Regions from separate parts of the Homo sapiens genome. Here region 1 is linked to region 2. A link is an interaction called in ENCODE POLR2A ChIA-PET data of the cell type or tissue named here. Cell type or tissue: PC-3. All regions are shown on one strand.

Region 1 (5,000 bases), 790 kb before region 2:
ATTACTTCATGTTTTTACTATGTTGTTGTTAGGGTTTTTTTGGTGAAAATAATGGTAATGTTGTAGTTAGTTATTTCTTTACTCTCTCTCAAATTATAGTCTTCTGTTGTATGGGACATTTCCCACCATGTTCTAGAAAAATATAAAAGAGAATTATTTCAGCAAATCTGAGGCATTGAATATTCGTTACAACTATTAGCAATTTTATCAACTAAATCATACAAATATGTGGGTGAGGGTCAACTTGCTATAAAAGTTGCTAGAGTTTGTTTTTAATTTGTTTTAGCCCATTCATACTCTGTGTACAGTCTTTCTGTCTCTCTAGTGTTGTTTTCCATCTCAGATAAGATAAATATGTACCCCCTAAAACACTGAATTTTTCAAAATTACAGCTTAAAAAATAGTAACAAGTACTAGGTTTTCTTAAAAATCAAAATTTAGAGGAAGAAAATGAAAATGTCTCATAATTCCACAAGATAATCAGTTCCCAGTGACTTTCATTTTAAGAAAGAATGCATAGTACATGAAAGTGGTTAGAAAATTTCAACAGTACAGAAAGGTATTAAATGAAAAAAGCCTCTTCTCCCTGACCCCATTCCCTAGAGGTAACTATTGTTAACAGGTTCTTGTATGTCCTTTTGAGGAAAAAAAATTTATTCCATATTATTTCATATTCCAGCCCAGTTTACGCCCTGTTCTACAGTTTTCTTTATACTCCTAATTTTTTTTGGCATTTATTTCTCTATCAACACAAACAGATATCTCTATTTTTAATGGAGTCATAGTGTTCTATTGTTTGGAAGAACTATGTATGGAAGAACTATGTATCATTTCTAATCAGCTAATGCATGGACTTTAAATGTTTTTCTACCTTTTTGTTATGAACAACTTTGTGGTAGTGAATGTTTTATATATATATGTCTTGGTGTCTTTTTTAAAATATATCAGTAGGATAAGTTCAGGTTAGCAAAATGATCTCCAGTGTGGTTGACATAACTTTTTTCTACTGATAAGGTTATGAGTACATGTTAAATATATTTTAATGCCCAATTTTAAATCATCTTTCCTAAAAAAGGTATTTTTTCTAAAAATAGGTATTGTTATAAATAAGCACTTACTTAGCTTTAGTTTAGTTTTGTTTTGTTTTTGTTTTTTTTGAGACGGAGTCTCTGTTGCCCAGGCTGGAGTGCGGTGGCGCTTTCTGGGCTCACTGCAACCTCCGCCTCCTGGGTTCAAGCATTTCTGCTTCAGCCTCCCAAGTAGCTGGGATTACAGGCGCCCGCCACCAAATTTTTTATTAAAAAAAAAAAAAGTTTTTGTATTTTAGTAGAGACAGCGTTTTGCCATGTTGGCCAGGCTGGTCTCGAACCCCTGACCTAGGGTGATCTGCCTGCCTCGGCCTCCCAAAGTGCTAGGATTACAGGCGTGAGCCACCGTGCCCACCTTAGTTTTGTTTTTCTCTCTCCTTTCTAGTTTATGGTAGTAATTAATGGTAGATGTTGTGGGTTCTCCAGGAAGGTATTGTTAAGATAACAGTTTCTGAAGACTGATAAGTCTGACATGACAGATGACTACTTGCAGTCACATTTTAAACATACTTTGAACTGATGAAAATCATTTCAAAAAAGAGAGGCCGGGTGCGGTGGCTCACATCTGTAATCCCAGCACTTTGGGAGGCTGAGGCGGACGGATCACGAGGTCAGGAGATCGAGACCATCCTGGCCAACATGTGTGAAACCCATCTCTACTAAAATACAAAAAATTAGCCAGACGTGGTGGTGTGCACCTGTAGTCCCAGCTACTCGGGAGGCTGAGGCAGGGGAATTGCTTGAACCCAGAAGGCCGAGATTGCAGTGAGCTGAGATTGTGCCACTACACTCCAGCCTGGGTGACAGAGCGAGACTCCATCTCAAAAAAAAAAAAAAAAAAAAAAGAGAAAAAGAAAAAAGTGAGGGTGAAGGAGGAGAGAAGTGAAGAGTGGAAAATTTTAGCAGTTATTTCTCTAGAAGGTACAAAAGGACACTATAAAAGGTATAGAAGGAAGAGTCAGGGTCTAGACTTCAGGCCTGCCTTCACCACCTACCATGGAACCTTGATCTAGTCAGTGTGTCTCCTTGGGTTTACTAATTTATAAAAGAGGTGGGCAGGGCAGGTATTATTCCTATATTTATGATTATGATCAGCTAACTAGATGCTTTTGAAAATGTGTAGCACTGGGTTGGGCATGGTGGCTCATGCCTGTAATCCCGGCACTTTTGGGAGGCCAAAGCAGGGAGATCACTTGAGGTCAGGAGTTCGAGACCAGCCTGGCCAGCATGGTGAAACCGTCTCTATTAAAAACACAAAAGTTAGCGAGCCATGGTGGCGCACGCTTGTAATCCCAGCTACTTGGTAGGCTGAGGCAGGAGAATCGATTGAATCTGAGAGATGGAGGCTGCAGTGAGCCAAGATCATGCCACTGCACTTCTGCCTGGGTGACACAGCAAGACTCCATCTCAAAAAAAAGAAAAGAAAAGAAAATGTGTAGCACTATATGAATGTAAGCTGGATGTACTATTTTATTTCATATCTAAATAAAAATTACCCTTATTCCACACCCAAACTTCCTATATTAAGATGCTAAACTCACTTGTTATTTTGAAAGATCATCATTTTTGATAATTAGCTATACAAAGTAATGTTTTACAGTATGAAATGTTTTCAAATACCAATTTTTTAGAAACTCATCTTTGATTTAATGGGATGTATTTAACTTTAAAGAATCTAATCTCAATCCTACCCCCAAACATATAGAACAGAATTTTATTTTGGAAGTAAAATACTAAAATATGTATGGATACTAAATGTATCTGTAGGCAGACCACTCCTAGTTCTCCACTTGTGCTAATCTAGATATGCCTTTAAATCAGTCATTGAAACATTCTAGTATGTCTGACATAATCACTAATGTTACCTTTGAACACTGGGTGTTCTACTCTGTATCAGCTATGCTTACAAATGCTACTAGTCCTCAAGCGTTTGGTATCTTAATCATTGGGAAGTGTTTGCAGCCTTTTTCAGAACTTTAACTATTTACCAATGAAGCAACAATCAGTAAGATATTTATTGGCATTCAGTGCTCCTGAGGCCTTTTACAAACTGAAATATATGGACACCATTTACAATTCAAAATCTCTATTGTTAATATCTAACATCAATAAAAATGTAACTTTTATTCTTCAGTAACTTGTAATTAGAAAGCCTTTTTTTAAATCAGAGAACTGTTAAATGGAATAATTATTCCAGTGTTCATAAGTCTTATTTTGTGTGGATAGTGAGCTAGGATTAGATGAAGATGATCATTAACATTGCTTGTAGCCTTACAGAGAAGATTGTGCCTACAGTTGGGAAGTATAACTGCGTGAAACACAAGTGGATTAATATTTTAAAATATTGATTTACTATGTAATAATTTGTGTGGTGGTTAACTCCATTTTGAACCAGAAATGTGTAGCTCTGCCCAAAAGATGTTAAGCAAGCTAGAAACCCTTTTTGTGGTTGCATTACTCTTGTCATGTCACCCTACTCTCCAAGCTTCCCATTAGAGGAATGAGATTTAAAAGTAGCACTGTATTGACTGTGTTCTGGCAGAGTAACTTTAAAATAATGGTAGTGGTGTACCATTGGAAATATGCAATACTGGTTATTGTCAGATTTTTGCTAGACAATGCTATAGGAAGGAATTATTCTAAGAATTTAACAGAAAAAGTAGGACCTTTGAAAAAGTGTGCCACAAAAGAATGAGTCACCATATGGAATCTAGAATCCCATACTTACTACAATTACATAATATGTACAGTTTTAAAAACAAATTTTAATACTTTATAGGAATTTGTCTTAGACACATTGTTTTTGAAAAATAGAGAATTTCCCTCTTTTCTGTTTTCTTCTTGCCTCTCTTCCCCATTACTTAGCAGAAAGAAAATACTGCAAGATCCCTATCTTTCCTTTGCTAGTGCTTTTGGCCTCCCACCATCTGTATTTTCTAATGGGCATGAAATAGATACTTCTGAATGAATTGGTGAAGTTTTAGTTCATGTTATTTGAAGCATCTTTTGAGTTTTTAATATTTGTTTTGTGGGAGTCTTATGTTTGTAGATTATTTGTTTATAATTGTGAATTAACTGAACTAAGATAAAACACAACTGCGCATTGTCAAGCAGTAACATTACTAAAATAAATTGCTACCAATTTTATCTTTAAATTTTCAAGTTGTTTGTGGTTAAATTTATGACAGGTAGAATGGTGGAGTGGAAGGAGCATTATAATTGGAAATCTGTGCAGTCTTGCATCAGATAACCTAAACTTTCTAGGCATTAGCTTGAATGCTTGCTAATTCTGTTATAACTTAAAAATATATTGTTTATCTGTAAAGTTAACCTAATATAGTATTTGGTGCTTAAACAGAATTTTAATTTTTCCTTTTGCTTTGTTACAACTTAATTTTTATTTGAGATAGTGTCCTAAATTGTTTCTGTCTCCCATCTTACACTCACTTTTTTTAAGTCGGAGACCAGCTTGATAGCAAACTTTGTTCATAGTTCTGTGTTGATAGGAGAAAATCTATTTCAGAAAATTCCAAGATCTAAAATCATACTACTTAAACCACATATGTTATGAAGCCCACATGTACCTTTAAAATCTGAATTCTATACTATTGTCTTTATTTCTGGATTCAGGAGTGTTTGGAATTTTTCTTTATGCTTAAATATAATGAAAGGGAAGGGATTATATGGGAAGTTTTAGTTTGTCTTGGAAAATGCAGACATTAAAACTAAAATGCAGACATTAAAACTTACTGTAGTTTTTGGCATCATAGTAGTCATTGAATAATTTCGGTAATGTTTGTGAAGATACATTATACAGAAATACTAATTTTTCCTCTTTTCTCCCCTTCTCAGCCATCTGTTGAATCTTCAAGTCCAGGTAAGTATTTTCCATATTTTTTATAATCTCGATTT
Region 2 (5,000 bases):
TTAGAGAAAGGATGGTCAGTGAGGACTTGAGTAGCCAGAAGACAGATGGAGGAGAGAGGTCTTAAATGAGTCAATCCTTGAAGGGTAGGAACTTGACAGGTGGGGGTGGGGAGAATTTCAAAACAGTTACTGAGGGGAGTGGTAGACAGCAGATTAAAGTTAACTTTCTCATGTGGAATGGGAGCCACCAAAGGTTTCTGAGCAGAAAAAGCAGGCATAAGGGAACACTGTGGGGAAAATGATTGAGCAACCTCCTATGCAGGGTGGAACAGAAATGGGAGACAGTGAAAGACAAAGTAGACTATTTCCATACAAGGTTCAGGAGCAGGCAACATGGTCAGGGCTTGGGGTCAGATGAAACTGGGTTCAATTGGGATTCTGCCACTTAATGTTGTATAATATTGAACAAATCACTCTCCCTGAGCCCTCAGATTCTCTATCTGTAAAACAGGATAACAAGAGTGCCTATCTCACAGGACTGTAATGATTAAATAATAAAGAGGCAGCACATAGAAACCACCCAGTGTTCATCTATCTATCAAACATCATTATTATTAGGAGTTAGTGCATGAGATTTCAAACAGATGGAAGCAATTACAATGCAAAAAATTTTTTAAAAGCTGGATGTGAGAGCTGTGAAAATGTAAGAATGAATAAGACTCCATTCTTGGGGCTGAATGGGAGTGACAGCCCAGAAATGGCTGTTGATTTCCAAGGGGTGCATGAAGAAAAGTGCAGAGGATGGCTTTGAGCCTTTCTCACTTGGATGGGGATAGTAGGGCAGTTTCAAAGGAGCAGAGACAGGCTGAGGGAAGCCACCCTGGACAGGGCAACATCCTCACAAAAGGTAGGGAAACAGAGGGAGTGTTAGGGAGGAAGGGTAAGTTAATGCTGTATAAATACGTTTAGTTAAAAACATATTATACCAAGAAAACAGAAGAATGTACTTCAAGATGTAGCTATTGCCAGGTTGTATGAATTTTAGGGGATTTTTAGTGTTGTTTTCTATGTACTCTGGTAGTTGTGAGTTTTTCATTTTTTGGAATTAAGAGTTAATATTTATATACCACTTACACTTGCCAAGCATTGTTCTAAGGGCTTTACAGATATTAACTTAATTTTCAAAACAATGCTATGAGGTTATTCCCATTGTTCTTCCTAGTTTAGAATTAAGGGAACTGAGGGAGGCAGCCACTTAGAACACGGCCAAGGTCAGAAAGAAGGTTAATGGAGGAGTCAGCACTCTAATCCTGGCAGCCTGGCTCCTGATTCTATGCTCTTTAACCACATATGATACTTTTATGATTAAGAAAAGAAAAACACCTAGTAATTGTTATTCACAAAACCAGGGGGAGGAGTTATTAGTCACTTTACGGGGTAAAAGGAAGTAGAGGGCAAGAACAGCTCACAGATGACTGGGAGTTACTGGGGACTGCTGAGTAGTTTCCACAGCTTGAAGGGAATGGAGGTCAAATGATAAGGGGCTGAACACAGAACTATTAATTCAGGGACCAGGCAGTGACTACAGAGGAATATTTAGAAAAATTTGGCAGTGTAGTCAAGACAAGGAATTGTATCGAAACTTTCAGGGGCAGGAGGGTTGTTTCAGAGATGGTTGGCACTGGAGCATTTCCAGAAACAGAGGAGGAGAGTTGAGAAACTAGGGAGAGTGAAGATGTGCAAAGAGGGTAACTGAGAGGGCAGAAGGGGATGAGCTCAGGACTGCGCTCAGAAATTGGTCAAAAGAGGAGCTGATAAACCAGAACTGGAGGATACAGTGGTGGAAAAGCAGGAAGGAATGAACTGCTCATACAATACAGGTGAATCTCTCAGATATTATATTGAACAAAAAAGCCAGTTATAGAAGAGCATGCACTGTCAATTCCATTCGTTCATTCGAGACGAAATCTCACTCTGTCGCCAGGCTGGAGTGCAGTGGCGTGATCTTGGCTCACTGCAACCTCCGCTTCCCAGGTTCAAGTGATTCTCCTGCCTCAGCCTCCTGAGTAGCTGGGACTATGGGCATGTGCTTCCAAGCCCGGCTAATTTTTGTATTTTTAGTAGAGATGGGGTTTCACCATGTTCACCAGGCTGGCCTCGAACTCCTGACCTCAGGAGATCCACACACCTTGGCCTCCCAAAGTGCTGGGATTACAGGTGTCAGCCACCGCGCCTGGCCCAATTCTATTCATATAAAGTTCAGGAACAGGCAAAATGCATCTACAGTGATAGAAACTATAAGAGTACAGAGTGGGTGGGGATATGGATGAAGAAAGACTGGCTATGAGTTAGTTGTTAACTGCTGCAGCCAGGTCACTTCAACAATTAAACTGCATGAGGTTCATTCTACTTTTATATATGTTTGAAAATTAAAAAAATTAAAAGTCTATAGTCCTAAACATGTCATAACATATTATATGATAATTAACATTATCAGTTATTTTTATCATTATTTGTCATGAAAGAATGGAAGACACGTTAATTATTATCTACAATTTCCTTCTTTAGATCATGATCTAACAAGTATGTCCAATGTCCACAGCACAAAGGAAGCAGCTGCCTTTTGAGGGAGCATGGACAGGATTAAAAAAGCCACAATCTGGGCCCTCTGCCCATTTCACACAATGCTCAGGCTCTGGGTCACAGACATCCAATTTTTACTTGCCAGGAAGCATCATTCCTTGGAGGTACGCATGAAAAAGGAAAGGCCCAACACTGTGGTGCAGATACTCCTAACTTTGACATGCCAAAAAATGCAAAATAGGATACTTAATTTTTCTTTCTTCCCTCATCTCACCTTCTCCCATAACACGCTAGCAAGGAAACATGCCCTCACCACCTTTTAAACATGTCTGGATTTGAGGAAACATGTCTGTCAAACATGTCTGTACTTTGAAAAAGGTCAAAGTCTGTGGAATTTCTGGGGTGACCAGCAAGGTGAACATTTTGTGTTGGCCCTCATGGTTAAAGTACTTGTTTTGAGACTCACAGTATCTAAATGTTTATATATTTTCAAAGGGGAAAGGACTGATGATACAAGATGTTCCCAAGTCAACTTCTGACAGTTCTAACTCATTCCCTAAATTGATTAGAATTCTCTCTCTCTAAAAGCAAACTTGATAACAGCTTCTTTTTAAAAGTGTTACTTGAGGGAAAACATGGGACAGAAATCAAAGCAAGCCATTTAAAGTCCAAACCCAATCAGCAACATCAATACAATTTACATAACATGGCACCCATACAGTACGTTTATACTTTAGTTCACTGAGTTTTGTATTTCAGAATGTCTCCAGTTCATCTTAAGGAGTGACATAAAATTTCTCAGAAATATTATTTCAAGTTCATTAAAATTTTTCTTTAAATAGGTACAGAACTTTTAACATATGTGGTTGAGTCAAACAAAACATGACGGAGCATCACTTACAACAAATGAAAAGATGACACCAATTTAAATACTCATGTTACTATAAACAACTTGCTTGTTAAGTTTTACTCACTCAAATTTAAGAATATCACAAAATGAGAGCATGAAGTGGAATGGAGTAGGAGGATTCCTGTCTGTAATCCCCCTAAAAGAACTTCCACGGCTAATTTCAGCCTCAGGTTTCTTGGGCCAGACCTATTTGAAATATTCTGCTTCTTTTGGTATATCAGTAACTGACCAGGCCATGGGTCCCAAGCATTGGCTTTTTAAAACTATAGTCAGCAGACTTTTCACAAATATTGACATCTACTTCACCCATGAGAGTCTTTAAGTTGAATCCTCTATCTGATGGTGGGCACCTCATATTATATTGTGCTTTATATCTTCCATATGCAATACACAAAGAATAAGTATGTGCTGATTTATCATGAGTCACATGGATGGTCTTGGCAGGAAGTGACAGCTTTGTCATTCTTTTTCATAATTCAGGAAACACAGGAACAACATATGCCTTGGGTTGGGCACAGAGTGAGAACTCAATAAACACTTCATCCAGTGAAATGATGACACAGAAATCTGTGGCAGTGCTTTAGTTGAGTGATAAGGGCTTGAACCCAATGTGTGAAAGCCAGAATTTATGAAACAAATGAGATGATGTCACATTACAAAAAGATTCCTCCTAAGACTTTCCCAAATGTATTATCTATTGAATGAAAAGGTTAAGTCAGAGAAACTAATTGTTTAGCTTTTTTCTAGTTAAATATCAATTAGGAACTGTAATGCACATCTCTAAATCAAAATATAACATTTCTGCACAACATCTTGTGTGTTCTGAGTATAACTCTACTTAAGTTCCCAAAGTACATTACTAGTGCATGTGTTCTCATCATTCTTGTACTTGTGAAAGGGAGGGTGATATAGACTTTGGTTTTAGGATACCCACTACCTTTGGTTTCAGGCTACCCACTACCTTTGGTTTCAAAAGCCGCTCCTCTTCTGATGTCTGTTCTTGGTGTATTAAGGACAAATACTGGAAATTATACATGTGACCCTGCAAGCTTTGGAAAGAAAGAAGTGCGCCAAGTGCCTCCATTGCTTAAATCTGCCTGTGCAGGTCAATTACTTAAAGTGGAGGGAAATAGGGCTGCGTCCAAGGGTAATTCATCTTATGAGTGGCACTGGGCATAATATACACTTTAAAGCAAATCCTAACAGGTAATACAACAATATTATGCCTTTTATTTACTTACTTATTTAATTGCAAAGTTAATTAAACTTTTCTAGCACTCAATGGGTCCAGGGATTAAACTCCTGGGAGAGATCACAGGAGACCAGTATTTAGTTGTCTGTGACCAAATAAGAGTTTCAGAAAGTTGAAGCAAATTCTATACAAAGTCTGTTCTTGGAATGTTTTCACAAGTGTGTGAGATTCTTTGAAACACTTTTATGCAAAATGTAAGTCAAAATAAATGACATGTGTTTATATTACATGTAGAAATTATAAGATTGATTTTGGTAGATTGAATAAATACATGCATATAATTCTTATAAACAACCATTACCTGTCAGTGTCAGC

Evidence for each region. ChIA-PET counts read pairs that join two places held together with the same protein. Peaks named below come from ENCODE experiments on the same cell type or tissue, not always from the same donor. Only the 100,000 strongest peaks of a DNase experiment are listed, where the experiment ranks them.
Region 1: POLR2A ChIA-PET joins it to region 2 with 15 read pairs; 2 of 35 experiments call an interaction of 5 or more read pairs at or near these places.

What each region holds. Positions count from the first base shown.
Region 1 is chr1:66,935,088-66,940,087 of GRCh38, forward strand. It overlaps MIER1 (MIER1 transcriptional regulator), which reads left to right. Exons shown (of 14, transcript NM_001077700.3): 3 at 4,941-4,965. Among named protein-coding and RNA genes, the nearest start is that of MIER1, 13 kb to the left of the region's middle. In PC-3, no CTCF peak of the experiment used is centred here; no DNase peak of the experiment used is centred here.
Region 2 is chr1:67,722,511-67,727,510 of GRCh38, forward strand. All of the region lies in intron 2 of GNG12 (G protein subunit gamma 12), which reads right to left. Among named protein-coding and RNA genes, the nearest start is that of GADD45A, 40 kb to the left of the region's middle. In PC-3, no CTCF peak of the experiment used is centred here; DNase peaks (open chromatin) are centred at 1,381, 2,601 and 3,891; H3K27ac peaks cover 4,375 bases.